2 separate regions of the Homo sapiens genome follow, and region 1 is linked to region 2. Evidence: read pairs that join two places in POLR2A ChIA-PET (ENCODE). Cell type or tissue: GM12878. All regions are shown on one strand. Each heading gives the region's core, and the rest is flanking DNA. Links, peaks and the distances in the headings are about the cores only. Region 1 has its middle 66 kb from the start of PTGER2. Region 2 overlaps STYX (serine/threonine/tyrosine interacting protein).

Region 1 (16,102 bases), core at 5,888-10,887, 370 kb before region 2:
AGTCTTTTATCCCTTGCCACCCACCACCCTTTCCCCTGAGTCTTCAAAGTCCATTGTATCATTCTTAAGCCTTTGCATCCTCATAGCTTATGTCCCACATACTAATGAGAACATGTGATGTTTAGTTTTTCATTCTTCAGTTATTTCACTTAGAATAATAGACTCCAATTCCATCCAGGTTGCTGTGAATGCCATTATTTTGTTCCTTTTTATGGCTGAGTAGTATTCCATTGTATATATATACCACATTTTCTTTATCCGCTCGTTGATTGATGGGCATTTGGGATGGTTCCATGTTTTTGCAGTTGTAAATTGTGCTGCTATAAACAGGCATCGTGTGCAAGTGTCTTTTTCATATAATGACTTCTTTTCCTCTGGGTAGATACCCATTAGTGGGATTGCTGGATCAAATGGTAGATCTACATTTTTTTTTTTTTTTTGAGATGGAGTCTCGTTCTGTCACCTAGGCTGGAGTGAAGTGGCACGATCTCAGCTCACTGCAATCTCTGCCTCCCAAGTTCAAGCAATTCTCCTGCCTCAGCCTCCTGAGTTGCTGGAATTACAGGCACATGTCACCATGCCCGGCTAATTTTTGTATTGTTAGTAGAGCTGGAGTTTTACCAGCTTTACCGTTGGCCAGACTTGTCTTGAACTCCTGACCTCAAATGATCCACCCGCCTCGGCCTCCCAAAGTGCTGGGATTACAGGCATGTGCCACCACGCCCGGCCTACTTTTAGTTCTTTAAGGAATCTCCATACTGTTTTCCATAGTGGTTGTACTAGTTACATTCCCACCAACAGTGTAAAAGTGTTCCCTTTTCACCACATTCATGCCAACATCCACTATTTTTTTATTTTTTTATTGTGGCCATTCTTGCAGGAGTGGTATCACATTGTGGTTTTGATTTGCATTTCCTTGATCATTAGTGATGTTGAGCATTTTTTCATATGTTTGTTGGCAATTTATATATCTTCTTTTGAGAATTGTTTATTTTTGTCCTTAGCCCACTTTTTGATGGGATTGTTTGTTTTTTTCTTGATGATTTGTTTGAGTACCTTGTAGGTTCTGGATATTAGTTGTTTGTTGGATGTATAGATTGTGAAGATTTTCTCCCTCTCTGTAGGTTGTCTGTTTACTCTGCTGATTATTTACTTTGCTGTGTAGAAGCTTTTTAATTAAGTCCCATCTCTTTATCTTTGTTTTTGTTGCATTTGCTTTTGCGTTCTTGGTCATGAAGTGTTTGCCTAAGCCAATGTCTAGAAGGGCTTTTCCGATGTTATCTTCTATAATATTTATGGTTTCAGGTCTTAGATTTAAGTCTTTGATCCATCTTGAGTCAGTTTTTATATAAGGAGACAGATGAGGATCCAGTTTTAGTCTTCTATATGTGGCTTGCTAATTATCCCAGCACCATTTGTTGAATAGGGTGTCCTCTCCCCACTTTACGTTTTTGTTTGCTTTGTTGAAGATCAGTTGGCTGTAAGTATTTGGTTTTATTTCTGAGTTCTCTATTCTGTTCCATTGGTCTATGTGCCTATTTTTATACCAGTACCATGCTGTTTTGGTGACTATGGCCTTATAGTATAGTTTGAAGTCAGGTAATGTGATGAATCGGGTCTGTTCTTTTTGCTTAGTCTTGCTTTAGCTATGTGAGCTCTTTTTTTGGTTCCATATGAATTTTAGGATTGTTTTTTCTAGTTCTGTGAAGAATGATGGTGGCATTTTGATGGGAATTGCACTGCATTTGTAGATTGCTTTTGGCAGCATGGTCATTTTCACAATATTGATTCTACCCATCCAAGAACATGGGATGGTGTTTCCATTTGTTTGTGTCATCCATGATTTCTTTCAGCAGTATTTTGTAGTTTTCCTTGTAGAGGTCATTCACCTCCTTGATTAGGTATATTCATAGGTATCTTTATTTTTTGGCAGCTATTGTGAAAGGGGTTGAGTTCCTGATTTGATTCTCAGCTTGGTCACTGCTGGTGTATAGCAGAGCTACTGATTTATGTACATTCATTTTGTATCCTGACACTTTGCTGAATTCATTTACCAGTTCTAGGAGCTTTTTGGATGAGTCTTTAGGGTTTTCTAGGTATATGATCGTATCATCAGCAAACAGGAACAGTTTGACTTTCCCTTTACTGATTTGGATGCCCCTTTTTTTCTCTTGTCTGATTGCTCTGACTAGGACTTCCAGTACTATGCTGAATAGAAGTGGTGAAAGTGGGCCTCTTTATCTTGTTCCAGTTCTCTGGGGGAATGCTTTCAACTTTTCCCTGTTCAGTATAATGTTGGCTGTGTGTTTGTCATAGATGGCTTTTATTACCTTGAGGTATGTCCCTTCTATGCTGATTTTGCTGAGGGTTTTAATCATAAAGGGATGCTTTTTCTATGTCTATTGAGATGATGATGTGATTCTTGTTTTTAATTCTGTTTATGTGGTGTATCACATTTATTGACTTGCATATGTTAAACCACCCTTGCATCACTGGTATGAAATGCACTTGATCATGGAGGATTATCTTTTTGATGTGCTGTTAGTTTCAGTTCACTAGTATTTTGTTGAGGATTTTTGCATCTATGTTCATCAGGGATATTGGTCTGTAGTTTTCTTTTTTTGTTATGTCCTTCCCTGGTTTTAGTATTAGGGTGATACTGGCTCATAGAATTATTTAAGAGGATTCCCTCTTTCTCCATATTTTGAAATATTGTCAATAGGATTGGTACCAATTCTTCGTTGAATGTCTGACAGAATTCAGCTGTGAATCTGTCTGGTCCTGGACTTTTATTTGTTGGTAATTTTTAAATTACCATTTCAACCTCACTGCTTGTTATTGTTCTGTTCAGAGTTTCTATATCTTCCTGGTTGAATCCAGGAGGGTTGTATATTTCCAGGAATTTATCTGTGTCCTCTACATTTTGTAGTTTATGCATGTAAAGGTGTTCATAGTGGTCTTGAATAATCTTTTGTATTTCTGTAGTATCAGTTGTAATATCTCCCATTTCATTTCTAATTGAGTTTAGTTGGATCTTCTCACTTCTTTTCTTGGTTAATCTCACGAATGGTCTATCAATTTTATTTATCTTTGCAAAGAGCCAGCTTTTTGTTTCATTTATCTTTTGGTTTTTGTTTGTTTGTTTGTTTCTATTTCATTTAGTTCTGCTCTGATCTTCGTAATTTCTTTTCTTCTGCTGGGTATGGGTTTGGATTGTTCTTGTTTCTTCAGTTCTATAAGGTGTGACTTTAGATTGTCTATTTGTGCTCTTTCAGACTTTTCGATGTAGGCATTTAATGCTGTGAACCTTCCTCTTAGCACTGCTCTTGCTGTGTCCCAGAGGTTTTCATAGGTTGTATCAATATTATCGTTCAGTTCAAAGAATTTTTAAATTTCCATCTTGATTTCTTTGTTGACCCAACGATCACTCAGGAGCAGGTTATTTAATTTCAATATCTTTGTATAGTTTTGATGGTTCTTTTTGGAATTGATTTCCAATTTTATTCCATTGTGATCTGAGACAGTGTTTGATATAATTTTGATTTTCTTAAATTTACTGACTTGTTTTGTGACCCGTGATATGGTCTATCTCCGAGAATGTTCCACATGCTGATGAGAAGAATGTTCTGCAGTTGTTGGGTAGAATGTTCTGTAAATATCTGTTAGGTCAATTTGTTCTAGGGTATAGTTTAAGTTAATTGTTTCTTTGGTGATTTTCTGTTTTGGTGACCTGTCTAGTGCTGTCAGTGGAGTAATAAAGTCCCCTACTTTTATTGTGTTGCCATCTATCTCATTTCTTAGGTCTAGTAGTAATTGTTTTACAAATTTCAGAGCTCTAGTGTTAAGTGCATATATATTTAGAATTGTGATAGTTTCCTTTTGGACTAGTCTTTTTATCATTATATAATGTCTCTCTGTCTTTTTTAAACTGCTGTTGCTTTAAAGTTTGTTTTGTCTGACATAAGAATAGCTACTCCTGCTTCCTTTTGGTGTCCATTTACATGGAATGTCTTTTTCCACCCCTTTATCTTAAGTTTATGTGAGTCCTTATGTGTTAGGTGAGTTTCCTGAAGACAGCAGAAACTTGTTGGTGAATTCTTATCCATTTTGCAATTCTGTATCGTTTAAGTGGGGCATTTAGGGCATTTACATTCAATGTTGGTATTGAGATATGAGGTACTGTTCTATTCATCATGCTATTTGTTGCCTGAATACCTTGTTTTTTTTTCTTTCATTTTGTTATTGTTATATAGGTCCTGTGAGATTTATGCTTTAAGGAGGTTCTACTTTGGTGTATTTCAAGGATTTGTTTCAAGATCTAGAGCTCCCTTTAGCAGTTCTTGTAGTGCTGACTTGGTAGTGGCAAATTCTTTCAGCATTTGTTTGCCTGGAAAAGACTGTATCTTTCCTTCATTTATGAAGCTTAGTTTTGCTGGATACAAAATTCTTGGCTAATAATTGTTTTGTTTAGGGAGGCTAAAGAATAGGACTCCGATCCCTTCTAGCTTGTAAGGTTTCTGCTGAGAAATCTGCTGTTAATCTGATAGGTTTTCTTTTATACGTTACCTGATGCTTTTGCCTCACGGCTCTCAAGATTCTTTCCTTCGTCTTGACTTTAGATAACCTGATGACTATGTGCCTAGGTGATGATCTTTTTGTGATGAATTTCCCAGGTGTTCTTTGAGTTTCTTGTATTTGGATGTCTAGGTCTTTAGCAAGGCCAAGGAAGTTATCCTCGATTATTCCCTCAAAAATGTTTTCCAAACTTTTAAATTTCTCTTCTTCCTCAGGAATACCAATTATTCTTAGGTTTGGATGTTTAACATAGTCCCAAACTTCTTGGAGGCTTTTTTTATTATTCTTTTTTCTTTGTCTTTAATGGATTGGATTAACTCAAAAGCCTTGTCTTTGACCTCTGAAGTTCTTTCTTCTTGCTCAATGCTACTCCTGAGACTTTCCAGTGTATTTTGCACTTATCTAAGTGTCTCCTTGATTTCCAGAAGTTGTGATTGTTTTTTATTTATGCTATCTATTTCACTGAATAATTTTCCTTTCATGAACTATATAATCTTTTTTTAAAATTTCTTTAAGTTGGGCTTCACCTTTCTCTGGTGCCTCCTTGATTAGCTTGATATCAATCTTCTGAATTCTTTTTCTGGCAATTCAGATATTTCATCTTGCTTTGGATCCATTGCTGGTGAGCTGGTATGATCTTTTGGGGGTATTAAAGAACCTTGTTTTGTCATACTACCAGAATTGTTTTTCTGGTTCCTTCTCATTTGGGTAGACTATGTTAGAGGGAAGATATGGGATTCAAGAGCTGCTATTCAGATTCTTTTGTCCCATAGGGTGCTCCCATGATGTAGTGTTCTCCCCCTTCTCCTAGGAATGGTATAAACCAAACTGTAGTGATCGTTTTTGATGTTCTGGGTCTAGCCACCCAGCAGAGCTATGAGCTGGTACTGGGGAATGTCTGCAAAGAGTCCTGTGATGTGATCTGTCTTTAGGTCTTGCAGCTGTGGATACCAGCACTTGCTCTGGTGGAGGTAGCAGCGGGGTGAAGTGGACTCTGTGAGGGTCCTTGGTTGTGTTTTTGTTTAGTGCACTGGTTTTGTGTTGGTTGGCCTTCAGCCAGGAGGTGGCGCTTTCAAGAGCACATCAGCTATGGGCCTACAGGGAGGATGCAAATTTGCCCTAGGGACACCTGGTTAAGTATTCAGATTTCTTGGGCAGTGGGTAGGGCAATAGAGCTCCCAAGAGATTATGTCCTTTGTCTTCAGCTACCAGGGTGGGCAGAGAAAGATCACCAGGTAGTCACAGAGATAGGTGTGTCTTAGCTCAGCCCTTCCTCGGGCAGGGCTTGCTGCGGCTGCTGTCGGGGATGGGGGTGTGGTGCCCAGTCCAATAAGAGTTATATTCCCGGGAGAATATGGCGCCTCTGCTGAGTCATACAAGTCGCCAGGGAAGTGGAGGAAAGCCAGCAGTCACAGGCCTCACCCCACTCACACACAGCCCACAGTCCGAAAGTCTGCTCTCACTACTACCGTGCTCCCCATCAACAGCACCGAGTCTATTTCCAGAGAGCTGGTGACCAGGGCTGAGAACTTTCCCCAGACCATGAAGTCTCTCCACTAAGAAAGCAAGCAAACAGCTTTTCAGCATTTCAGGGAACCTGCAGCAGTGACCCAGTTCCTTCAAAGGGTCTTTGGATTCTCTCGGCTTTTCTGGTATGTTCCTGTGGTGGTTCTTGGAGCAAAAGTTCACAATGTGAGTCTTCACACACTGCTCTGTCCAAGCGGGAGCGCAAGCTAGTCCTGCCTCCTATCTGCCATCTTGCCTTATCTCTGTATTTATATTTTATATGTAACATTTTAATCCGTGTGGATTTTACTTTTGTATTTTGTATTTTTGTAGGTGAATAATTAATCAATTATCCTAACACAACATTTCACAAACTTTGTTTCAAGAACTTTTTGTTCAGGGAGATGCAGATTGGTGCTGTGAAAAATGGATCCTAAGATCAAGTAATTTTGAATAGACTTGCATACTATGAGGCCTCTTTTAGGAATTAATGATAACCACTAATGGTCTAATAAGGAATAAGGAACTGCAATTACCTTTGACTTAGGGCTTTACAAATGTATTTAAGCATGAAACACTCTTTGTGACACAACTAGTAAATGCAAATATTTATTGCATGCCTGCTAAATAGGGATTTAAAGTTAAGATATAGTAGTCCTTATCCTCAAAAGCTGACAACCAAAAGGGAATTATAGTCTAATAAGGACCATTTTAGAGGCAGAATATGATACTTCCCAAAAGAGTGAACAAAATCTTTAGGGCTTGTCAATTAAATGTATCTAAGGGTGAGGAAAAGGGAAAAGTCAGACAAGAGTCTCAGTGATTTGTAGACAGAACCATGTTGCGTCTGAATGTGTTCAGCTTGCACTGAAAGCACAACACTTGAATGGAGGCAATGAAAAATCTAGAACAAAATTCAGGTGAGAAGAGCAGAGATATAGATTTGGAAGAAAACTGCATAGAGGAGATAGATAAAGGCCTCAAAATAAATGAATACTATGAGACATGTCCTAGCACAGGCTGCTATAACAAGATACCATAGATTGGGTGGCTTAAATAACAAATAAAATAACAAATTCATTTTTCACAGTTTTGGAGGCTGGGAAGTCCAAGATCAAAGTACACCAGATTCTGTTCTTGGTAAGAGCCTCCTTCTTGTCCTACAATTTCACTGTGTGCTCATATGACCTCTTTTTTGTGTGTGCTCATGTGGAGGGAGAGAGAGCTCTGACGTCTCCTCCTCTTCTTATAAGAGGAATAATCTCATCATGGGGGATCCACCCTCATGACCTCACCTAAACCTAATTAACGCCCAAAGACCCCACCCCCATATACTATTACATTGGAGATTAGGACTTCAACATATGAATTCTGAGGGAGGAGAGGAGAGGGAGGAAACAAACATTCAGTCCATAACAAGAGAGATGAGCCGAGAGCCACAACTTGAGCCCCAGGATGTGGCCACATTTAGGAAGATGCAAGAAGGCGAGTTAGGGAAAGGAAAAATATGGCAGCCTCAGAGAGGAAGGAGGAGAGTCTTAAATAGATTTAGAAGTCCTTGGGATATGTTTGTTTTACAGGATCATTCTGAGATATTTTATTAAAAATTAATTGGCAATTTCCTGGATAAAAAGCTTAGGACAGAGGGTCAAGTGACTTGGTCAGGGGACCATCATGAATCAGCAACTAAACATCAGTTCACCACATATTAAATGCAACTGGAAAAGCAGAGCTGAGAAAGGAGAGAAAACTGAAATTCTACCAATTAAGCAACAAGGATGACATCATTTCAAAATGCAAAGAGTTCAAAATACATGGCTGTAATTTTGAAATCATCATGACTATATACTAAATTGGCCTTTCTGCTTTGGTGTAGCTCCAGGGCCCAGCTCCTAACCACTGTGCTAGAGACCTCCTTCTGCTTTGGGAAGGCAGCAGAAAACAGACTAGTTGCAGGAAGAAGGGTAGTGCTGGGTATTGCATGAACTGGGGCTATCTGAGGTTAATGGTCAACTTTCTAGTTCTGAAGTGGGGTGAGTGGGCAGGAGAGTTTACTAATAATGAGTAAGACCACAAGAACCTTCTGAAAGAGTTGGCTGAGTCACAGACTCTTAGGGTTTGTGAGAAATGTTTGATAAACTATAGGTGGAAGATCCCAAGTTCTGATGTTGGGGATCAGGTATTCAGCTGGATCACAAATCTCTTCTTCTGCTTACAGTTTTTCTTATGGCTTCCATAAGGGCACCTTCTCTGGTTTGTCTCCTTTCTCTTTGATTGCTTGTTCTTTGATTCTTCATTCTCCTCTCACTCCTTAAATTCCATGTTTATAGACATGGCTCCCTAATTCCAAGTCTTTTATGTATAAAATCAGTTTCTTAAACTATTTTGGAAGATGTTTTCATGTTATCCCATTTCCATTCGTATTTCTTCTTTCGCCATAAACAAAACCAACCTCCCTAGCCCTCCACTCCCAGTTATCACCACCTGTAGAAGTGTTTCCAGAGGTAGTGGGGGCTCAGAGCAGTGCCAGTGTGTAGAGGTCTTGCTGGCACTGGCAGAGACTAGGTAGAGGTAACATTCAGTTAAGCTACCATGTTCACTCTCAGCCTCTTCTATTCAGACACTGGATTATTATTAGTGCCTCTAAAGATGGTTCACTGCTACAGTTTGCTTGTTTGTTCCCTCAAACCCCATGTTTAAATTTTATTCCCAATGTTGGAGGTAGGGCCTAATGGGAGGTGTTTGGGCCATGGGGGCGGATCTCTCATAAACAGATTAATCCCCACCCTGGGTATGGGGGGAGGGGGAATGAATGAGTTTCTCCTTTATTAGTTTCTGTGAAAATTGATTGTTAAAAGGAGCCTGGCACTTCCTTCTCTATCTCTTGCTTGCACTCTCACCATGTGATCTCTGCATATGCCAGCTCCACTTCACCTTCTGCCATGAGTGGAAGCTGCCTGAAGCCCTCACCAGAAGAAGCAGATTCTGGCACCAGCTTCTTGTACAGCCTGCAGAACCATGAAACACATAAACCTCTTTTCTTTATAAATTACCCAGCCTCAGGTATTCCTTTATAGTAACATAAATGGACTAAGATAGTCCACCATGTGTCACTGGTTTAAATTTTGAGATAGATCCTCAACACTGATAAAGGGATCACTAACATTATTGTTAACACACACTGATTGCTTACTATGTGCTAATCATTGTTCTAAGTACTTTACATTAATTCACTGATTTAATCATTATTAACTCTTTAAAGATGAGAAGGGTGGCTGGTAAGACGGCCGAATAGGAACAGCTCCGGTCTGCAGCTCCCAATGAGATCAATGCAGAAGGTGGGTGACTTCCGCATTTCCAACTAGGGTATCTGGCTCATCTCACTGGGATTGGTTAGACAGTGGGTGCAGCCCATGGAGGGTGAGCAGAAGCAGGATGGGGCATCACCTCACCAGGAAATGCAAGGAGTCGGGGAACTCCCTCCCCTACCCAAGGGAAGCCATGAGGGACTGTGCCATGAGGAACAGTGCACTCCAGCCCAGATACTATGCTTTTCCCACAGTCTTTGCAACCCACAGACCAAGAGATTCCCTTGGCTGCCTACACCACCAGGGCCCTGGGTTTCAAGCACAAAACTGAGTGGCCATTTGGGCAGACACTGAGCTAGCTGGAGGAGGTTTTTTTTTTTTTTGGTTTTTTTTCATATCCCAGTGACACCTGGAATGACAGCAAGACAGAACCATTCATTCCCCTGGAAAGGGGACTGAAGCCGGGAAGTCAAGTGGTCTAGCTCAGTGGATCCCACCCCCATGGAGCCCAGCAAGCTAAGATCCACTAATTTGAAATTCTCGCTCCCAGAACAGCAGTCTGAAGTCAATCTGGGACACTCCAGCTTGGTGGAGGGAGGGGCTCTGCCATTACTGAAGCTTGAGTAGGTGGTTTTCCCCTCACCATATAAACAAAGCCTCTGGGAAGTTTGAACTGGGCGGAGCCCACCACAGTGCCACAAAGACACTGTAGCCAGATTGCCTCTCTAGATCCTCCTCTCTGGGCAGGGCATCTCTGAAAGAAAGGCAGCAGCCCCAGTCAGGGGCTTATAGAGAAAACTCCCATATCCCTGGGACAGAGCACCTGGGGGAAGGGGTGGCTGTGGGCACAGCTTCAGCTGACTTAAATGTTCTGCCTGCCGGCTCTGAAGAGAGCAGTGGATCTCTCAGCACAGTGCTTAAGCTCTGCTAAGGGACAGACTGCCTCCTCAAGTGGGTCCCTGACCCACATGCCTCCTGGCTGGGAGACACCTCCCAGCAGGGGTTGACAGACACCTCATACAGAAGAGCTTCGACTGGCATCCAGTGGGTGCCCCTCTGGGATGAAGCTTCCAGAGAAAGGAACAGGCAGCAATCTTTGCTGTTCTACAGCCTCTGCTAGTGATACCCAAGCAAACAGGGTCTGGAGTGGACCTCCAGCAAACTCCAGCAGACCTGCAGCAGAGAGGCCTGATTGTTAGAAGGAAAACTAACAAACAGAAAGGGTAGCATCAATACAACTAAAAGGATATCCACACAGAAACCCCATCTGAAGGTCACCAACATCAAAGACCAAAGGTAGATTAATCCACAAAGATGAGGAAAAACCAGCACAAAAAGGCTGAAAATTCCAAAAACCAGAATCCCTCTTCTCCTCCAAAGGATCACAACCCCTCGCTAGCAAGGGAACAAAATGGATGGAGAATGACTTTGATGAATTGACAGTAGGCTTCAGAAGGTGGGTAATAACAAACCCCTCCGAGCTAAAGGGGCATGTTCTAATCCAATGCAAGGACGCTAAGAACCTTGATAAAAGGTTAGAGGAATTGCTAGCTAGAATAGCCAGTTTAGAGAAGAACATAAATGACCTGATGGAGCTGAAAAACACAGCACAAGAACTTCGTGAAGCATACACAAGTATCAACAGTTGAATCGATCAAGCAGAAGAAAGGATATCAGAGATTGAAGATCAACTTAATGAAATAAAGCATGAAGACAAGATTAGAGAAAAAAAGAATAAAAAGAATGAACAAAGCCTCTAAGAAATATGAGACTATGTGAAAAGACCAAACCTATGTTTGACTGGTGTACCTGAAACTGACAGGGAGAATGGAACAAAGTTGGAAAACACTCTTCAGCATATTATCCAGGAGAACTTCCCCAACCTAGCAAGGCAGGCCAACATTCAAATTCAGGAAACATGGAGAACACCACAAAGTTACTGCTCGAGAATAGCAACCCCAAGACACATAACTGTCAGATTCACCAAGGTAGAAATGAAGGGAAAAAATGTTAAGGGCAGCCAGAGAGAAAGGGCAGGTTACCCACAAAGGGAAGCCCATCAGACTAACAGCATATCTCTCTGCAGAAACCCTACAAGCCAGAAGACAGTGGGGGCCAATATTCAATATTCTTAAAGAAAAGAATTTTCAACCCAGAATTTCATATCCAGCCAAACTAAGCTTCACAAGCAAAGGAGAAATAAAAGCCTTTACAGACAAGCAAATTCTGAGAGATTTTGTCACCACCAGGCCTGCGTTACGAGAACTCCTGAAGGAAGCACTAAATGTGGAAAGGAAAAACTGGTACCAGCCACTGCAAAAACATACCAAATTGTAAAGACCATCGACATTATGAAGAAACTGCATCAACTAGTGGGCAAAATAACCAGCTAGCAACATAATGACAAGATCAAATTCAGGAGCCAAGATGGCCAAATAGGAACAGCTCCAGTCTACAGCTCCCAGTGTGAGCGACACAGAAGACGGGTGATTTCTGCATTTCCAACTGAGGTACCAGGTTCATCTCACTGGGGAGTGCTGGACAGTGGGTGCAGGACAGTGGGTGCAGTGCACCATGCATGAGCCGAAGCAGGGTGAGGCATTGTGAGGCATCGCCTCACCATGGCACACCAGGAGATTATATCCCGCACATGGCTCCAAGGGTCCTACACCCACGGAGCCTCGCTCATTGCTAGCACAGCAGTCTGAGATCAAACTGCAAGGTGGCAGTGAGGCTTGGGGAGGGGCACCCGCCATTGCCTAGGCTTGAGTAGGTAAACAAAGCGGCTGGGAAGCTCGAACTGGGTGGAGCCCACCACAGCTCAAGGAGGCCTGCCTGCCTCTGTAGACTCCACCTCTGGGGGCATGGCACAGACAAACAAAAGGCAGCAGTAACCTCTGCAGACTTAAATGTCCCTGTCTGACAGCTTTGAAGAGAGCAGTGGTTCTCCCAGCACACAGTTTGAGATCTGAGAACGGGCAGACTGCCTTCTCAAGAGGGTCCCTGACCCCCGAGTAGCCTAACTGGGAGGCAACCCCCAGTAGGGTCGGACTGACACCTCACACAGCCAGGTACTCCTCTGAGACAAAACTTCCAGAGGAACAATCAGGCAGCAGCATTTGTGGTTCACCAATACCCGCTGTTCTGCAGCTACCGCTGCTGATACCCAGGCAAACAGGGTCTGGAGTGGACCTCCAGCAAACTCCAACAGACCTGCAGCTGAGGGTCCTGACTGTTAGAAGGAAAACTAACAAACACAAAGGACATCCACACCAAAAACCCATCTGTACGTCACCATCATCAAAGACCAAAGGTAAATAAAACCACAAAGATGGGGAAAAAACAGAGCAGAAAAACCGGAAACTCTGAAAATCAGAGCGCCTCTCCTCCTCCAAAGGAACACAACTCCTCACCAGCAATGGAACAAAGCTGGATGGAGAATGACTTTGACGGGTTGAGAGAAGAAGGCTTCAGAAGATCAAACTACTCTGAGCTAAAGGAGGAAGTTCAAACCAATGGCAAAGAAGTTAAAAACCTTGAAAAAAAATTAGATGAATGGCTAACTAGAATAACCAATGCAGAGAAGTCCTTAAAGGACCTGATGGAGCTGAAAACCACGGCACAAGAACTACGTGACGAATGCACAAGCTTAGTAGCCAATGCGATCAACTGGAAGAAAGGGTATCAGCGATGGAAGATGAAATAAATGAAATGAAGAGAGAAGAGAAGTTTAGAGAAAAAAGAATAAAAAGAAACGACCAAAGCCTCCAAGAAATATGGGACTATGTGAAAAGACCAAATCTATGTCTCATTGGTGTACCTGAAAGTGATGGGGAGAATGGAACCAAGTTGGAAAACACTCTGCAGGATATTATCCAGGAGAACTTTCCCAACCTAGCAAGGCAGGCCAACATTCAAATTCAGGAAATACAGAGAACGCCACAAAGATACTCCTCGAGAAGAGCAACTCCAAGACACATAATTGTCAGATTCACCAAAGTTGAAATGAAGGAAAAAATGTTAAGGGCAGCCAGAGAGAAAGGGCAGGTTACCCACAAAGGGAAGCCCATCAGACTAACAGCATATCTCTCTGCAGAAACCCTACAAGCCAGAAGAGAGTGGGGGCCAATATTCAACATTCTTAAAGAAAAGAATTTTCAACCCAGAATTTCATATCCAGACAAACTAAACTTCATAAGTGAAGGAGAAATAAAATACTTTACAGACAAACAAATGCTGAGAGATTTTGTCACCACCAGGCCTGCCTTACGAGAACTCCTGAAGGAAGCACTAAACATGGAAAGTAACAACCGGTACCAGCCACTGCAAAAACATTCCAAATTGTAAAGACCATCAAGGCTAGGAATTAACTGCATGAACTAATGAGCAAAATAACCAGCTAACATCATAATGACAGGATCAAATTCACACATAACAATATTAGCCTTAAATGTAAATGGGCTAAATGCTCCAATTAAAAGACACAGACTGGCAAATTAGATAAAGACCCATCAGTGTGCTGTATTCAGGAAACCCATCTCACGTGCAGAGACACACATAGGCTCAAAATAAAGGGATGGAGGAAGATCTACCAAGAAAATGGAAAACAAAAAAAAGGCAGGGGTTGCAATCCTAGTCTCGGATAAAACAGACTTTAAACCAACAAAGATCAAAAGAGACAAAGAAGGCCACTACATAATGGTAAAGGGATCAATTCAAAAAGAAGAGCTAACTATCCTAAATATATATGCACCCAATACAGGAGCATCCAGATTCATAAAGCAAGTCCTTAGTGACCTACAAAGAGACTTAGACTCCCACACAATACTAATGCGAGACTTTAACACCCCACTGTCAACATTAGACAGATCAACGAGACAGAAAGTTATCAAGGATATCCAGGAATTGAACTCAGCTCTGCACCAAGCAGACCTAATAGACATCTACAGAATTCTCCACCCCAAATCAACAGAATATACATTCTTTTCAGCACCACATCACACCTATTCCAAAATTGACCACATAGTTGGAAGTAAAGCACTCCTCAGCAAATGTAAAACAACAGAAATTATAACAAACTGTCTCTCAGACCACAGTGCAATCAAACTAGAACTCGGGAATCAGAAACTCACTCAAAACCACTCAACTACATGGAAAGTGAACAACCTGCTCCTGAATGACTACTGGGTACATAACAAAATGAAGGCAGAAATAAAGATGTTCTTTGAAACCAACAAGAACAAAGACACGACATACCAGAACCTCGGGGACACATTCAAAGCAGTGTGTAGAGGGAAATTTATAGCACTAAATGGCCACAAGAGAAGATCTAAATTGACATCCTAACATCACAATTAAAAGAACTAGAGAAGCAAGAGCAAACACAATCAAAAGCTAGCAGAAGGCAAGAAATAACTAAGATCAGAGCAGAACTGAAGGAGATAGAGACACAAAAAACCCTTCAAAAAATCAATGAATCCAGGAGCTGGTTTTTTGAAAAGATCAACAAAATTGATAGACCACTAGCAAGACTAATAAAGAAGAAAAGAGAGATGAATCAAATAGATGCAATAAAAAATGACAAAGGGGATATCACCACAAATCCCACAGAAATACAAACTACCATCAGAGAATACTATAAACACCTCTATGCAAATAAACTAGAAAATCTAGAAGAAATGGATAAATTCCTCAACACATACACTGTCCCAAGACTAAACCATGAAGAAGTTGAATCTCTGAATAGACCAATAACAGGCTCTGAAATTGAGGCAATAATGAATAGCTTACCAACCAAAAAAAGACCAGGACCAGATGGATTCACAGCCGAATTCTACCAGAGGTACAAGGAGGAGCTGGTACCATTCCTTCTGAAACTATTCCAATCAACAGAAAAAGAGGGAATCCTCCCTAACTCATTTTATAAGGCCAGCATCATCCTGACACCAAAGCCTGGCAGAGACACAACAAAAAAAGAGAATTTTAGACCAATATCCTTGATGAACATTGATGCAAAAATCCTCAATAAAATACTGGCAAACCAAATCCAGCAGCACATCAAAAAGCTTATCCACCATGATCAAGTGGGCTTCGTCCCTGGATGCAAGGCTGGTACAACATATGAAAATCAATAAACGTAATCCAGCATATAAACAAAACCAAAGACAAAAACCACATGATTATCTCAATACATGCAGAAAAGGCCTTTGACAAAATTCAACATCCCTTCATGCTAAAAACTCTCAATAAATTAGGTATTGATGGGACGTATCTCAAAATAATAAGAGCTATCTATGACAAACCCATAGCCAATATCATACTGAATGGACAAAAACTGGAAGCATTCCCTTTGAAAACTGGCACAAGACAGGGATGCCCTCTCTCACCACTCCTATTCAACGTAGTGTTGGAAGTTCTGGCCAGGGCAATCAGGCAGGAGAAGGAAATAAAGGGTATTCAATTAGGAAAAAAGGAAGTCAAATTGTCCCTGTTTGCAGATGACATGATTGTATATCTAGAAAACCCCCTTGTCTCAGGCCAAAATCTCCTTAAGCTGATAAGCAACTTCAGCAAAGTCTCAGGATACAAAATCAATGTGCAAAAATCACAAGCATTCTTATACACCAATAACAGACAAACAGAGAGCCAAATCATGAGTGAACTCCCATTCACAATTGCTTCAAAGAGAATAAAATACCTAGGAATCCAACTTA
Region 2 (16,102 bases), core at 4,372-9,371:
GTCTTCCAGATGGTTTTAGATAATTTACATTTTTGAAATTCCCACTGTACTTTATAAATATACATACAGTATTTATCACATTAAATTAAAGTATTTGTTTAAAGGTCTATCTCCTCAATGGGAGGCTGAGGCAGGCGGATTACATGAGGCCAGGAGTTCGAGACCAGCCTGGCCAACATGGCAAAACCCCGTCTCTACTAAAAATACAAAAATTAGCTGGTTATGGTGGTACACACCTGTAATCCCAGCTACTCGCGAGGCTGAGGCGCGAGAATTGCTTGAATCTGGGAGGTAGAAGTTGCAGTGAGCCAACATGGCACCACTGTACTCCAGCCTGGTTGACGGAGTGAGACTTTGTCTCAAAATGAAACAAAAACACGCACAAAAAAAGGTCTAGTTCTTCAAAACTTCTTTTCTTGAAATGTCACCATGGTCTTATTAGACAGGAAAAGCCTCTGTGGCAGTTTATTTCCCACCCTAGGTAACCATAATATAGCCCATATTTCTTTTCATACCATTATCTAAAAACAACAACAAAAAATAATAATGGAGATAAACCTAAATGGATAAACTCCTTTTTAAACACTCATTTACTGTTATTATTTTGTGGGAGAGGAGTGGGGTCTTGCTCTGTTACCCAGGCTGGAGTACAGTGGCGCGCTCTCATAGCTCACTGTAACCTCAAACTCCTGGGCTCAAGCTGTCTTCCCACCTTAGTCTCCCAAGTAGCCAGGACTACGGGCACACACCACCATGCCTGGCTTAATTCTCAAAGTTTTTGTAGAGATGGAGTCTGGCTATGCTGGCCACATTTACTTAAGTATATCTTTTTATTAAATTCAAATACAGTTTAAATAAAAGGGACAAATTTAGGGCCTTTGTAATTAGTAAACGGTTTGTTTTTGTAAAGTTTTTCTACTGTTTTTAAATGTGAGGTAAGGTCATAATTTGCTTCATATTAGGTTGGTGCAAAAGTAATTGCAGATCTGCCTCTGAAAAGTACAAAATCTATTCGCTGTTACGTTAGGGCTCTATTTTGATAGTTTATTTTTATTTAGTAGTAGTCTATTGGGCCTTCAAAACTTGTTTAAGCATATTTATACATAATTATGTGCATCGTCTTGTGCTTTCTCACATTCATAAAGTAGATAGGAAAACTCCATAGGCATCAAGTGTAAACGAAGGACTTAATGTTGAATTTGTTGTGGAAATTGGCACAAATCTCAATATAGAACATTGGTTAATTATTAATCTTACCAAATGCTTATCTCACTTTCCCTAACTCAAGTTATACTCAAGAAATACAAAGATAATTGAATTCTAATCTATGCTGACATAAAACTTGCTGCAGAAATTAACACTTAAAACTTGCAAATTATATTGTCTTAGCCCAGGCTGCTCAAACAAAATACCATAGACAGGGTGGCTTAAACAACAGACGATTATTTGAGTTCTGGAGGCTGGCAAGTCCACAGTCATGGTCCGGCTCTGGTGAGGACCCTCTTGCTGGCTCGCAGATCCCTCCCTTCTTGCTGTATCCTCACACGGCCAAGAGAACGAGTTCTTGCCTCTTCTTACAAGGGTACAATCCTGTCATGGAGGTTTCTACCCTCATGACCTCAATCTAAAACTGATTATCTTCCAGAGACTCCACCATCACATCTTGGGGGTAAGGATTTCAACATAAGAATTTGAGGTGATGCAAACATTTAGTTCATAACACATATAAATTATTTTTTTTTACTTTGCTCATGAATTATTAGTGCTACTGTTTTGTACTATTTAAAATGCAGAAAATGGGAATTAAATATATAGGATTTAAAACAATGTGTCAAGAAATTCAAGGTTATCTGATTCTCATGCCATCGTGACTTGTTAGTTCATTTATTGAACAGGTAATTATTGAACAACTTAACTAGTTATACATACTTGATACTTAAGTGAATTGTATTATACATTTTACACATACTATGTATCAGTGAACAAATAAAAATCTTTTCTGTCATGGAACTTAATGCTCTAGGTAATAAAATAACATCTATAAACTCACTTAAACTTATCACTAGCAAATGAAAACTTATTATCTGGTAATTTCTAGAATTGTCATGTTAAATTGCTTTAAGTATGGAGCCAAAAGCACTACAGGTTGAGTATCCCTAATCTGAAAAATCTGAAATGCTCCAAAGTGAAACTTTTTGAGTGTCAGCATGACAGCACAAGTGAATTCCACACCTGACCCCATGTAATGGGTCACTGTCAAAATTTTGTTTCATGCACCAAATGACTGTATGAAATTACGTTCAGAGTATATATGGTGTGTGTGAAACATAAATGAATTTTGTGTTTAAACTTGGATACCATCCCCAAGACATCTGAGTATGTATATGCAAATATTTCAAAATCTGAAATCTGAAACACTTCTGGTCCTACCTTGGGACCAGCATTTTAGATAAGGGATACTCAACCTGTATTGAATATAATAAGATGTCATTGAAGTTGCCATTTTTAACTTCAGGAAAATTTTTAAATGGTAAAAGGTTAATTAGATTCTGTGAAGTATGTAAATTAATTCTGACTCTTAAAGTATACTGGGAGAGGCAAGGAGTTGTCTAGAGATTTGGGTTCCAGTACTGCTGTTAACTAGGTCGGTGATGTCCAAGTATTTGGTAATGTAACTGTTTTATGTCTTAGTGGTTCTCTCTAAACAATAAAGATTGCAGTCAATATATATTAACTACCATTTATTAAACACTTGCTGTGTGTCCCAGGTGCTATGCCAAACATCTTACATAAAGGTTCCATCAAGCTCTAAAATTGTAGGTATGAAATATCCCTGTTAACCTTTTGAGGACATTAATGTATTAATCTTGAATCATTGAAATATCTTGCTGCCCACTTCAGGTATATTATAAAATTAGCTTTAATTCCCTGGACTTAAGCAGAGATGTGGGTTCTGTGTATTTTCAAACATCTGTGTTATATAGTAAGATGATGTTTGATATTTTAAAATATTTATCTTCCCTGTCCTCCCCCTGCTTTTTTTTTTATACAGCTACCTGTACTACAGAAACATGGAATAACCCATATAATATGCATACGACAAAATATTGAAGCAAACTTTATTAAACCAAACTTTCAGCAGTTATTTAGGTAAGAATTATTGCTATGATTTGTAAAACACTTAATGAAGTTTCATTTCAGGTTTTGTACCATCAGTTGTTTCTGTACATATCTAGTTTGTAAAAATGGGTCATATAGTACATAGTTTTTTAAAATAAATTTTACTTAAAATACTTAAATAAATTATGCCCATAATGCAGAATTCTAAAGGTTCAAAAGAGTGTATATTGTCAAGAAGTTTCTGGGAAAGTAAAAATAAAAAAGAATTTAAAAATAATGTATACTGAAAAATAGGTTTTAGTGTACATTATTTTATCTCTTGAGGGATAAAGGAATTGAGTATCTAGGGGATAGGTTTAGGGAAACAGCATCTACTGTTACCTCTTTATTGGGTAGTTTTTGAGTGTTAGGTTAAATTTATGAGCATAGTCTTATAGATAAATTTTTTTTTACATTGGCTTTCTTTTTTACTTTATATTTTTTGGAGATTGGTTTATATCGGTATGTATATCAAACTGCTTATTCTTTTTAAGTTGCATTGTAATCCATTGTATGGCTATACTAAAATTTATTCAATTAGTCTGTTAGATATTTAGATTGTTTCTGGCCTTGTACTAATATGTATAGCATATAGTGACTATCATTGTACATATTACTCAATTTATATGTGAGCATATTGATAGGGCTTATTTGCAGAATTGCTGGATATAAGAGTATGAACATTTTAAATTTTGATAGATGTTGCAGATTGTTTTCCAGTGCGTTGTATCAGTGTACATTCCCATTATCAAGTATGTGAGAGTGACTCTTCCCTTAGTATCTCTCCAAGACGGAATTGTGAAACATTTTTAATTTCTCAAAGTCTAATGGAGTAAAAATGGTATCTCATTTGATGTTCTTATTTATCTTGTAAGTTCAGTTGAGCATGTAATGGTTTTTAATGTTCTTTATTTTAACTTCATTTTTAAAATAGAGTATATTACGCATGGTACAAAAGTGAAAGGATATGTAAACATATATAATGAAAGTAACTCTACTTTTTCTCTTAACCCAAGCCACCTTGCTCCTATCCTGGGAGGCAGCTTCTTCCTTCAATATCTATGTAAAAGTATATATGTTAAAAATATTTTAGGCCAGCACGGTGGCTCACGCCTGTAATCCCAGCATTTTGGGAGGCCGAGGTGGGCAGATCACCTGAGGTCAGGAGTTCGAGACCAGCCTGGCCAACATGGCAAAACCCCATCTCTACTAAAACAAAAATTACCTGAGCGTGGTGGCACATGCCTGTAATCCCAGCAGCTCAGGAGACTGAGGCAGGAGAATTGCTTGAACCCAGAAGGCAGAGGTTACAGTGAGCCGAGATCACACCACTGCACTCCAGCCTGGGCAACAGAGCAAGACACCGTCTCAAAAACAAAACAAAACAAAACAAAAAAAAAACAGCGCTGTGGCTTACACCTATAATCCCAGTACTTTGGGAGGCTGAGGAGGGTGGATCACGAGGTCGAGATTGAGACTGTCCTGGCCAACACAGTGAGACCCCGTCTCTACTAAAAATACAAAAATTATCTGGGCGTGGTGGCACATGCCTGTAGTCCCAGCTACTCAGGAGGCTGAGGCAGGAGAATCACTTGAACCTGGGAGGCAGAGGTTTCAGTGAGCCAAGATTGCCCCACTGCACTCCAGCCTGGCGACAGAGCAAGACTCTGTCTCAAAAATAAAAAAAAAAATTTAATGCTCTGCTTTATTTTTACAATGAAACCAATCTATAAATATCTGTAAATACAAGATACATACTCTAAAATACATTGTGTGAACATATAATAGAATACTATGTAACCATGAAAAAGAATGAAATATATGTATGTGTTTGGATTTGGGATGATCTCCAAGATAATGCATTACATGAATAAAGCAGGGTGTGGAACAATGTATATATTTGCAATGTGTTGAGTAAATATATATATACTACATTCCATATATTTATTCTTAATATATGCATAGAAAATTTCTGGACCAAGAGGCTAGAAACTTCATAGTGATTGCTTCTAAGAAGGAAAATTCAGGGCCTGTGATGGTAGAGGGACGTATTTTTCTTTCGTTTTTAATTTTGTTTTTTTTTGTTGTTGTTGTTTTTTTTTTTTTTTTGAGATGGAGTCTCACTCTGTCACCCAGGCTGGAGTGCAGTGGTGTGATCTTGGCTCACTGCAACCTCTGCCTCCTGGGTTCAAGCGATTCTCCTGCCTCAGCCTCCTGAGTAGCTGGGATTACAGGCATGTGCCACCACACCCAGCTAATTTTTTTTTTTTTTTTTTTTTTGGACAGAGTTTCGCTCTGTTGCCCAGGCTGGAGTGCAGTGGCATGATCTCGGCTCACTGCATCCTCCGCCTCCCAGGTTTAAGCAATTCTCTGCGTCAGCCTTCTAAGTAGCTGAGATTACAGGTGCCCACCACCACTCCCAGATAATTTTTTTTGTATTTTTAGTAGAGACGGGGTTTCAGCATCTTGGCCAGGCTGATCTTGAACTCCTGACCTCTTGATCCACCTGCCTCAGCCTCCCAAAGCACTGGGATTACAGGTGTGAGCCACCGCACCTGGCCTAATTTTTGTATTTTTAGTACAGACGGGGTTTCACCATGTTGGCCAGGCTGGTCTCGAACTCCTGACCTCGTGATCTGCCCACCTCGGCCTCCCAAAGCACTGGGATTTACAGGCGTAAGCCACTACGCTCAGCCGAGGGACATATTTTTCATGGTACCCTTGATATCCATGGGGGATTGCCTCCAGGAACCCCCATGAATAACAAAATCCTCAGATGCTCAAGTCCCTTATATAAACTGGTGTAATATTTGCATATAACCTGTGCACATTCTCTCATATACATTAAATCATCTCTAGATTACTTCTAATACTTAGTACAGTGTAAGTGCTGTGTGAATAGTATTGGATTTTATTTTTATTATTTTTAGTGTTGTATTTTACCTTATTTTTTGTTAATGTTTTTTATTGTTGTCGGTTGAATCCACAGGTATGAAATTCTTGGATATGGAGGGCTGACTCTTTACTTTTGTAGTGTTTTTTTTTTACACCATATTTAGTTTATTAAAACTAGTTATTAAAAAGGAATATCCCAAAACACTGATTTTTTTTTTTTTTTTTTTTTTTTTTTGAGACAGAGTCTCGCTCTGTCATCCAGGCTAGAATGCAGGGCTCACTGCAACCTCTGCCTCCCAAGTTCAGGCAATTCTTCTGCCTCAGCCTCCTGAGTAGCAGAGATTACAGGCATGTGCCACCACGCCTGGCTAATTTTTGTATTTTTAGTAGAGACGGGGTTTCACCATGTTGGTCAGGCTGGTCTCAAACTCCTGACCTCGTGATCCGCCTGCCTTGGCCTCCCACAGTGCTGGGATTACAGGCGTGAGCCACTGCGCCCGGCCTGAATTTTTTATAATTATGAAAGAAATACTTTTTTTTTTTTCAAAGATAGGATCTTTCTCTGCTGCCCAGCCTGGATTGCATTGGCATGATTTCTGTTCATTGTAGCCTTGACCTCCCAGGCTCAAGCAATCTTCCTGCCTCAGCCTTCCAAGTAGCTGGGACTACAGGTGCACCACCGGATCGGGCTAATTTTTTTTTTTTTTTTCTAGAGATGGGGTTTTGCTGTGTTGCCCAGGCTGTTCTTGAACTCCTGAGCTTAAGCGATCTACCCACCTCAGCCTCCCAAAGTGCTGGGGTTACAGGCATGAGCCACCACACCTGGCCATGAAACACTTATTCTTTATAAGTACTTCGGAAGGTATAGAATGACACCAAGAAAAATATTTAAATCATCTACAGTTCCACAATTCAGAGAAAACACTTTTGTTAACATTTGGAATATTTCCTTTTAAATCGTTCTCTGTTGTGTATGTGTATTTACGTATATATGCATAGAATTATTAAAGAAAATGAGAATGTTGTATTTTAAAATATCAAACTATATAAGGTGAAACTAATCTTAAGAAAAAACAAAAAAGCCAAAAAATCATACTATTCATTTCTAATGTGTACAGACTTTTTGTTTTAAATTATAATGTTGTTTGTGCAGGTTCTTTATCCTAATGGAAGAACCATTTCTCCTTAAACTTTTACAATACTAGCTTCTTAGAGATTGATAGTTCTACTAGCAGTGCTTGACACTGAAAATGTTATGCGTTAAAATATTTAATTTCATTCTGAGTTAACATTTTTCCCCTGAAGCATTATTTTATGTAACTGGAATACCCAGTCACTTCAGGATACAGTCATTGTCGAAATCCTTGTAGGTTAAATATTGGATTTTCCTCAGATCCTGAGGTTCAGCTTCTGTGTTTTTTTTTGTTTGTTTTTTTGTTTTTTTTTTTTTGTTTTTGAAACAGAGTCTTGCTGTTTCACCCAGGCTGGAGTGCAGTGGCACAATTTTGGCCCACTGCAACCTCTGCCTCCCGGGTTTAAGTGATTCTCCTGCCTCAGCCTCCTGAGTAGCTGGGATTACAGGTGTGCACCACCATGCCTGGCTAATTTTTATATTTTTAGTAGAGATGGGGTTTCACCATGTTGGCCAGGATGGTCTTGAACTCCTGACCTCAGGCAATCCACCTGCCTCGGCTTCCCCAAGTGCTGGGATTACAAGCATGAGCCACCATGCTCAGCCTCAGCTTCTCTGTATTAAAGTCCTGAATTCTTTGAAGTTGTTACCACCTAAATGATCATTGAAAAACTGTATTTTTTAGTGCAAAATTGTTCTTAAAACTAATTTAATAACTTAGCTAATTGCCTATAGTTGTGTTAATAAACAGTGGTCTTAGAAACGCTTAGAAATGGAAGTTTTTTACAAAAATAAGCTAACATATTTAAAATGCCTTTTAAGTATTTTGTAAAGTGTAAAATTCAGTACAGGTGCTCTCTCAGCTAGTTTTTTTTTTTTTTTTTTTTCCCCTTTACTAAAGATGAGTTCAAACAGTGAATGTTTGACTCCTGGTTCCATAGACCATACCTTCCGTTTTTATTTGTTCGTTCTCTTAGACTTTGGACTTCCTCTGAAATGTCCTCTGTAGGTTCATGAGCAGGAGTCACAGGACCACTTAGAGAACAATCTTCTGGTCTTAGAGAAATTGGTAGAAATAAAAGAATAACATAACGATTACAGGTACTTTTGTCTTTATTTCTAGGTCCACTCTAATCTAGAGGAATGTATCTTCCTGCTTGTGATTTTTCTATTTTAACCAGATGGTTCATTATATGCAAATAAAATATGTATTTATTTTTGAGATAAGAATCTTGCTCTGTTACCCAGGCTGGAGTGCAGTGGCCCAATCACAGCTTACTATATCCTTGACTTCCAGGCTCACACAGTTCTACCTCAGCCCCCTTAGTAGCTGGGACTATAAGTGCACACCACGACACCCAGCTAATTTTTTAATATTCTGTAGAGATGGAGTCTCCCTCTGTTGCTCAGGCTGGTCTCGAATCCCTGGGCTCAAGTGATCCTCCCACCTTGGCCTCCCAAAAGAGTTTCTTTTTGCTGGGATTATAGGCATGAGCCATTGTGCCCAGCCTGATGGATTTTTTAAATACTTAAATATCAGAGATGTTAACATGGTGTTTCAGGTTTTAATGCCTTCAAGCAATGTAAAATCTACCACACAGTTCTTGGGAATATGATACTTTGAAAGTTGTTTTGCATTCTTGCCATGGTTAACAAGAAATAATGAGTTATTTTTTTAAAGTACCTTAAGTGTTTTACTTAAAGTGTGCTTATCACAAAATACTCTATTTTCAGATATTTAGTCCTGGATATTGCAGATAATCCAGTTGAAAATATAATACGTTTTTTCCCTATGGTAGGTACCAGTATTTTTTAAATATCATTTAAAATTTATTTATGATTTGACTTCTTAGTTGTGCTTTTTTTTTTTTTTTTTTTTTTTTTTTTGAGACAAGAGTTTTACTCTTGTTGCCCAGGCTGGAGTGCAATGGCGCAATCTTGGCTCACCACAACCTCTGCTTCCCGGGTTCAAGTGATTTTTCTGCCTCAGCCTCCCAAGTGGCTGGGATTACAGGCATGAGCCGCCATGCCCAGCTAATTTTGTATTTTTAGTAGAGACGGGGTTTCTCCATGTTGATCAGGCTGGTCTCAAATTCTCGACCTCAGGTGATCTGCCTGCCTCAGCCTCCCAAAGTGCTGGCATTACAGGCGTGAGCCACCGTGCCCAGCCCCTTTAATTGTGCTTGTAAAGCTTGCTACTTTTACTTTGCTATGACTGAAAATTATGTGATTGTGTTTTTAAAAGAATTATTTGTAGAAAATTTTTTATGATCTCCAGAAATTTGAGGAATCATATTGTGAATGTATTGGACTTAAATTAAATTTTGGCTTCTTTAATTTTTTTGGACTTGTAATAGTTCTATTTATAGCATTTTGGAAATTGGTGAATCAAAATAATTTTTATACATATAAATTAGGAAATTGTTTTCAATAGGTTTCATTTTGTTTCATTATATGCATTTATTTTATGCTTACATTAATCCACATGTCTTTTGCCTCCAGACTAAGGAATTTATTGATGGGAGCTTACAAATGGGAGGTAAATAACATTTCCTTTCCTTAACTAATGTTTATATTTTGATTATTTGTTAATTTTTTAGTTGGTATTTGTCTTAAATGCAGGATATGGAAGTTACAATTATATGTAGTAGCTTACTCCCAAATTTGTATTTTCCCAATTACTTGTTTCATTTGGATAGGCTTTCTGGAGTATCCCTGTAGACTGTTTTCAAATTCTCTGTGAGCTTTCAGTTTCTTTAATAAGAGTCTGCTATATTCTCTACACAGTTGATAATAACAAATTGTAAAGATTTGAAGATATCCAAGTGATTATAGTATATAAGGAGTTACTTTACTGTGGTTTCAATGTAGTTCAGCTACTGACTCAGGTGTTTTTCTATTAGAATAATGAATTCATGTTTTTCAGGAAAAGTTCTTGTGCATGGAAATGCAGGGATCTCCAGAAGGTATGAAGTTAGAAATAATCTTTCTTTCTATAACATTTAATTAATGGGCTGTATTTTCTGGTTGTTTTTAAAATTATTTTCCCCTCTTCAGTGCAGCCTTTGTTATTGCATACATTATGGAAACATTTGGAATGAAGTACAGGTAAGAAAATACCCTAAAACCTAGCCACAGTTTAAATTCTCATTAAAATGAAACTTAATGGGAATAGTTTGGAAGTTTGAAGTTCTTATTCCCCTGATTATTTTTCATGTAGTCATGTTTGATTAGGCAGGCCCTTATTCCATGATTAGTCTTAACCTAATTTATCTACTTGTATAGATATGCATAGGCTAATATGGAAATCCTATGGAAAACTACTTACCTACCACAAGGGAATTGGTTGGTATGAGTATAAAAACTCGTGACCACAAATGTTAGTGCTTGCCTTATTTAAAGGGCTAATTTATCATGTTCTCCTTTAACAATAGTTGGATGAAAAATTACCTAGGAATTGTTTGCAGCATCTATTTACAATTCAGAGTAGTCTTTCTTATCAAAAATCATCTTTTCCAAGCATTCTGTATAGATTTTTTAAAAGATAGGGGGTGGTAATGAGCTTCTTGCCCCAAGACAAAGCAAAAGCCTGGCCAGTGTACAGTATTTCCTTTCTCAGCTTTTCTTGTTCTACAAATTAGAAATCTTATAGTAATCATTGACACATCTTTCTATTTCAGTCCCCTTTTATATCTAAATTAGAATGGATAACTTTGCTTAAAAATATCTATTCTTAAAGGAATATTATTTGAATACAAATATTTATTTATTTATTTTTGAGACGGCGTCTTGCTCTATTGGCAGGCTGGAGTGCAGTGGTGCGATCTCAGCTCACTGCAACCCCCGCCTCCCAGATTCAAGCAATTCTCCTGCCTCAGCCTCCCTAGTAGCTGAGACTACAGGTGCACACCACCACGCCTGGCTAATTTTTGTATTTTTATTAGAGATGGGGTTTCACCATGTTGGCCAGGATGGTCTCGATTTCTTGACCTTGTGATCCACCTGCCTCGGCCTCCCAAGGTGCTGGTATTACAGGGGTGAGCCACTGCACCCAGCCAGAATACAAATATTTAATTGAAAAAAGATTAAACATGTATTGATGGACTTTATGTTTTATATATTGTTTTTATTATTTCGAATTTTGTCAGACCATTAATGTTGGAAATAACTTGTATTTATTGGGTCTCTGCTATGAGCTCAGTACTATTATAGGCACTTTAAGCCTCATAACAAAAGTAAATAAACCTCTTTAACCAGTGATAGTATTTTGAGCTTGAACTTGTACTATATGCACAAAATGCTTACATTTTATATATTTATTTTAGAGACAGGGTCTTCCTTTGTTTCTCAGGCTGGAGTGTAGTGGCACAATCATAGCTCACTGTAGTCTCAGACTTGAGGACTCAAGTAATCCTCCCACCTCAGCCTCTCAAGAAGCTGGGACTATACCACATCACTGTGCCTGGCTAATTTTTAAGTTTTTTGTAGAGATGGGGTCTTACTACATTGCCCAGGCTGGTCTCAAAGTCCTGGCTTCAAGCAGTCCTCCTGTGTTGGCCTCTCAAAGGATTGGGGTTACAGGCAAGAGCCACTGCACCTGGCCACTTTACACTTACCTCCTATTCATAGTAGTTCCCCAAGGTAGGTGTTATTAGACTCTTCATTTTACCAATGGACAAAATAGAGCTTAGAGAAGTTGAGCAAGCTGCCGTAAGCATATAGCTGGTGAGAAAAGGAATTGTGATATTTAATCTCATCATGCTTTTTCCATTACAACTCATTACCCCTCTCTATTGCTAAGTTGTATGATTATGATTAATTCATTAAATAATGCTATCACATTAACACTCTTTTTCTGTTTTCAGAGATGCTTTTGCTTATGTTCAAGAAAGAAGATTTTGTATTAATCCTAATGCTGGATTTGTCCATCAACTTCAGGTAACTTTTCTTCCTCTTTAAGGCAATCAGAAGTAAGATATAAAATCTTTTATACATGTAATTTAGGTGTACAATTTACTTTGTGAATACTTAAAATTGCCATAATCTGACTACTTTGATGCTTTATTCAAGTTTATATCTCTATTTAGAAGTATTTTCTTGGCTGGGTGTGGTGGCTTATACCTATAATCACAGCACTTTGGGAGAACAAGGCATTTGGATTGCTTGAGGCCAGAAGTATGAGATCAGCCTGAGCAACAAAGTGAGACCCAATCTCTAAAAAATAAAAAATTAAAAAAAAATTAGCCAGTCATGGTGGTGCATGGCTGTGGTCCCAGCTACTCAGGAGGCTGAGATGGGAGGATTGCTTGAGCCCAGGAGTTTGAGGCTACAGTGAACAGTGTGCCTTTGCACTCCAGCCTGGCCCACAGAGTGAGACCCCATCCCTAAAAAATTAAAAAAACTTTTTTTTCTTAAAGGCTGGCATTACCAAGAAAAAAGGGTTAAAGACACATTATCAAATCTAAAGTAAAATAATTGCTGTTAGAAATGTCTGATTTTTTTTTGTTGTTCATTTTGATCACACAGAGCATAAGACAGTTTTGATTCTAAGTATACTAACTATAACAGCTTTTTCTATTCTATGTTTATCTTTTCCATGTTGTTTCATATTTTGTTGATGCCTGGCAGATGCACTGACAAAGATGATAAGTCTATGAATTAACCTAATTAGACCACGTTGCTCAGTTTATTCCAAGAGGCAAAATCATAGGCTGCAGAATGTGCTCTGGCTAATTACATCCAATTATGTAGGAATAAAGCTCATGTTTCAACATCAAGAATATTTATTACAAAATATATTGTTATAGTTACCAAGGTTTAAATTTTATTTTAATATTTAATTTACTTTTAATTTTTACTACATTCAAAAGAGAAACAGTGTCATCTGTGTTCAGCCTGTTCATGTAAAATGTTTGTCTTCTAACTTTGTAAGTTTCTTTGCCTTTTACCATGTTGTAGAAAACATTGTTTTTTTTCATTTTTTTTAAACTATTTTTTAAGCTTTTCTTTTTTTTGTGGATACATAGTAGGTTAGGTATTTCGATACAGGCATGCAATGTGTAATAATCACATCATGGAAAAATAGAGTATCCATCCCCTCAATCATTTATCCTTTGTGTTACAAACAATCCAATAATGCTCTTACTTGTTTTCAAATGTGTAAAAACATTCTTTTTTAAAATTAATTTTTGTATTTGAAAGAATAGTATATACATATGTTTAAGAAGATTGGCCTGGCTCAGTGGCTCACACCTGTAATCCCAGCACTTAGGGAGGCCGAGGTGAGTGGAACACCTGAGGTCAGGAGTTCGAGACCAGCCTGGCCAACATGGGGAAACCCCATCTCTACTAAAACTACAAAATTAGCTGGATGTGGTGATGCATGCCTGTAATCCCAGCTACTCAGGAGGCTGAGGCAGGAGAATCGCTTGAACCTGGGAGGCGGAGGTTGTGGTGAGCTGAGATCATGCCATTGCACTCCAGCCTGGGCAACAAGAACAAAACTCCGTGTCAAAAAAAAAAAAAAAAGAATATTGGAAATATCCTGATAGGTACATCTGTGTGAATATACCTGTAAGGTAACTGAAGTGGAATTGGTGGATTCCAGTGCCTTTGAAATTTGATAGATGTTTCCAGATTGCCTCCAAAAAAGATGAAGTAATAATAAACTTATATCACCAGGAAACAAAAAGTGCCTATTCCTCCGAGTGCCTATTTCCTCCTACCCTAATTAACACCAGTAGCCAAAAGTTTTTTTTTTTTTTTTTTTTGAGATGGAGTCTTGCTCTGTCACCCAGGCTGGAGTGCAATGGCGCCATCTCGGTTCACTGCAACCTCCACCTCCCAGGTTCAAACAATTCTCCTGCCTCAGCCTCCCAAGTAGCTGGGATTACAGGCACGTGCCACCACGCCCAGGTAATTTTTGTATTTTTAATAGAGATGGGATGGCCGGGTGTGGTGGCTCACGCCTGTAATCCCAACACTTTGGGAGGCTGAGGTGGGTGGATCACCTGAGATCAGGAGTTTGAGACCAGCCTGGCCAACATCGTGAAACCCTGTCTCTACTAAAATTACAAAAATTAGCCAGGCGTGGTGGCAGGTGCCTGTAATCCCAGCTACTTGGGAGGCTGAGGCAGGAGAATTGCTTGAACTCGGGAGGCGGAGGTTGCAGTGAGCCGAGATGGCATCATTGCACTCCAGCCTGCGGAACAAGAGCAAGACTTCGTCACAAAAGAAAAAAAAAAATAGAGATAGGGTTTTGCCATGTTGCCCAGGATGGTCTTGAACTCCTGACCTCAGGTGATCCACCCACCTTGGCCTCTCAAAGTGCTGGAATTACAGGCGTGAGCCACCACTCCTGGCCCAAAAATGTTTTATCAGATTTTTGTGATCATTTGTTGGTGTTCCTCTCACCGGTTTGTAAGAGCTCTTTTTATATTATGGAAATCTATTTATAGCCTACCGATTTGAAATATCATTTTTATTTTATACCAAATTCTGATATGTCCTTTAGAAGTTTGAAGTTTTCTTTTTTAAGGTGCTTATGGAATGGCTAGTTCTAGTTTTTGAACCGTTAATATGGTGACTTGAGTTACTGGATCACATTAGATTGGATTTCCTAATATTGAATCATCCTTTTGGTCCAGCAATGGATCCCACTTGGTTATGATAGACTGTTCTGTTAATGTATTGCTGGATTGTATTTGCTAATCTTTTTGTTCAGGATTTTGGAATCAGTTAAATAGTAAATTGGTTTGTCTTTCTTTTTTTTTTCTGTACTATCCTTTTCTGGTTTTACTATCTCTGTCACAGTGTTCTCATTTTTTAGTGGAAGCTTTCCATTTCTCTTTGTGCCATGGATCAATTTAAATTAGATTGGAGTTACTTGTCTCTTAATGCATTAGTATATGGCACCTGTGAAATATCTGACCATAATGTTTTATCTAATTCAGTTATTCATTATTTCATTCATTCATATATTTTGACAATAGACCAGTTCTCAGACAACATTCTTCATTTGGTGTATCGGTTTGATTTTTTCTTTTCTTTCTTTCTTTCTTTCTTTCTTTTTTTTTTTTTTTTTTTTTTTTTTGAGGCAGAGTCTTCTGCTCTGTTGCCCAGGCTGGACTGCAGTGGTGCAATCTCAACTCACTGCAACCTCTGCCACCTGGGTTCAAGTGATTCTGCTGCCTCAGCCTCCAGAATAGCTGGGATTTACAGGTGCCTGCCACCACAACTGGCTAATTTTGTATTTTCAGTAGAGACGAGGTTTCACCACATTGGCCAGGCTGGTCTCAAACTCCTAACCTCTGGTGATCCGCCCGCCTCGGCCCCCAGAGTGCTGGGGTTACAGATGTGAGCCACTGCTCCTGGCCTGGTTTGATTTTCTGATACCCCTCAGGTCACTTTGGATGTATTTATGATCTTCTGTGTAATCATTGATTTCATAAGAGTTCTACATAGAATTAAGGAAAATAATATCTTGTACTTTAATATCTTTTGGTTCTATTATTTTTTTTCTTCATCTGGTTAGTCCATGTTGTTTTTCTGTATTCTAATTTCTGCTTCCTTGGTACTTTGCTTTAGTGTTGTTTGCTGCTGCTGTTGTGAATTTCCTGAGTTGAAAACTTGGTTTCTTTTTATTCTTTCAAAAATTCAAGGCTATTAATTATCCTCTTTGCATTGTGTTAGTCGCATGCTGCAGATTCTCATCTGCATTATTTTTATGTTATAGCTTGATATTCTGTGATTTCAGTTTTGGTTTCATTTTTTATCTAATATGTGTTGAGATTTTTTTTATTGTATAGGTGACTGGGTTTTAAATTTTTTATTTTTGTTCATATTTAGTTTTATTACATTGTAATCACAGAATGTTTTGTAGTACTTGTATTTTTTGATGTTTTCTTTGTGGTTTAA

The links. ChIA-PET counts read pairs that join two places held together with the same protein. Peaks named below come from ENCODE experiments on the same cell type or tissue, not always from the same donor. Only the 100,000 strongest peaks of a DNase experiment are listed, where the experiment ranks them.
Region 1: POLR2A ChIA-PET joins it to region 2 with 5 read pairs; 2 of 35 experiments call an interaction of 5 or more read pairs at or near these places.

Annotation. Positions count from the first base shown.
Region 1 is chr14:52,372,485-52,388,586 of GRCh38, forward strand. No RefSeq gene overlaps it. Among named protein-coding and RNA genes, the nearest start is that of PTGER2, 66 kb to the left of the region's middle. In GM12878, for the core only: no CTCF peak of the experiment used is centred there; a DNase peak (open chromatin) is centred at 8,077.
Region 2 is chr14:52,747,631-52,763,732 of GRCh38, forward strand. It overlaps STYX (serine/threonine/tyrosine interacting protein), which reads left to right. Exons shown (of 11, transcript NM_145251.4): 4 at 3,053-3,150; 5 at 8,921-8,981; 6 at 9,689-9,725; 7 at 10,113-10,152; 8 at 10,244-10,294; 9 at 12,052-12,124. Among named protein-coding and RNA genes, the nearest start is that of STYX, 26 kb to the left of the region's middle. RefSeq lists a silencer at 4,298-4,449. In GM12878, for the core only: no CTCF peak of the experiment used is centred there; no DNase peak of the experiment used is centred there.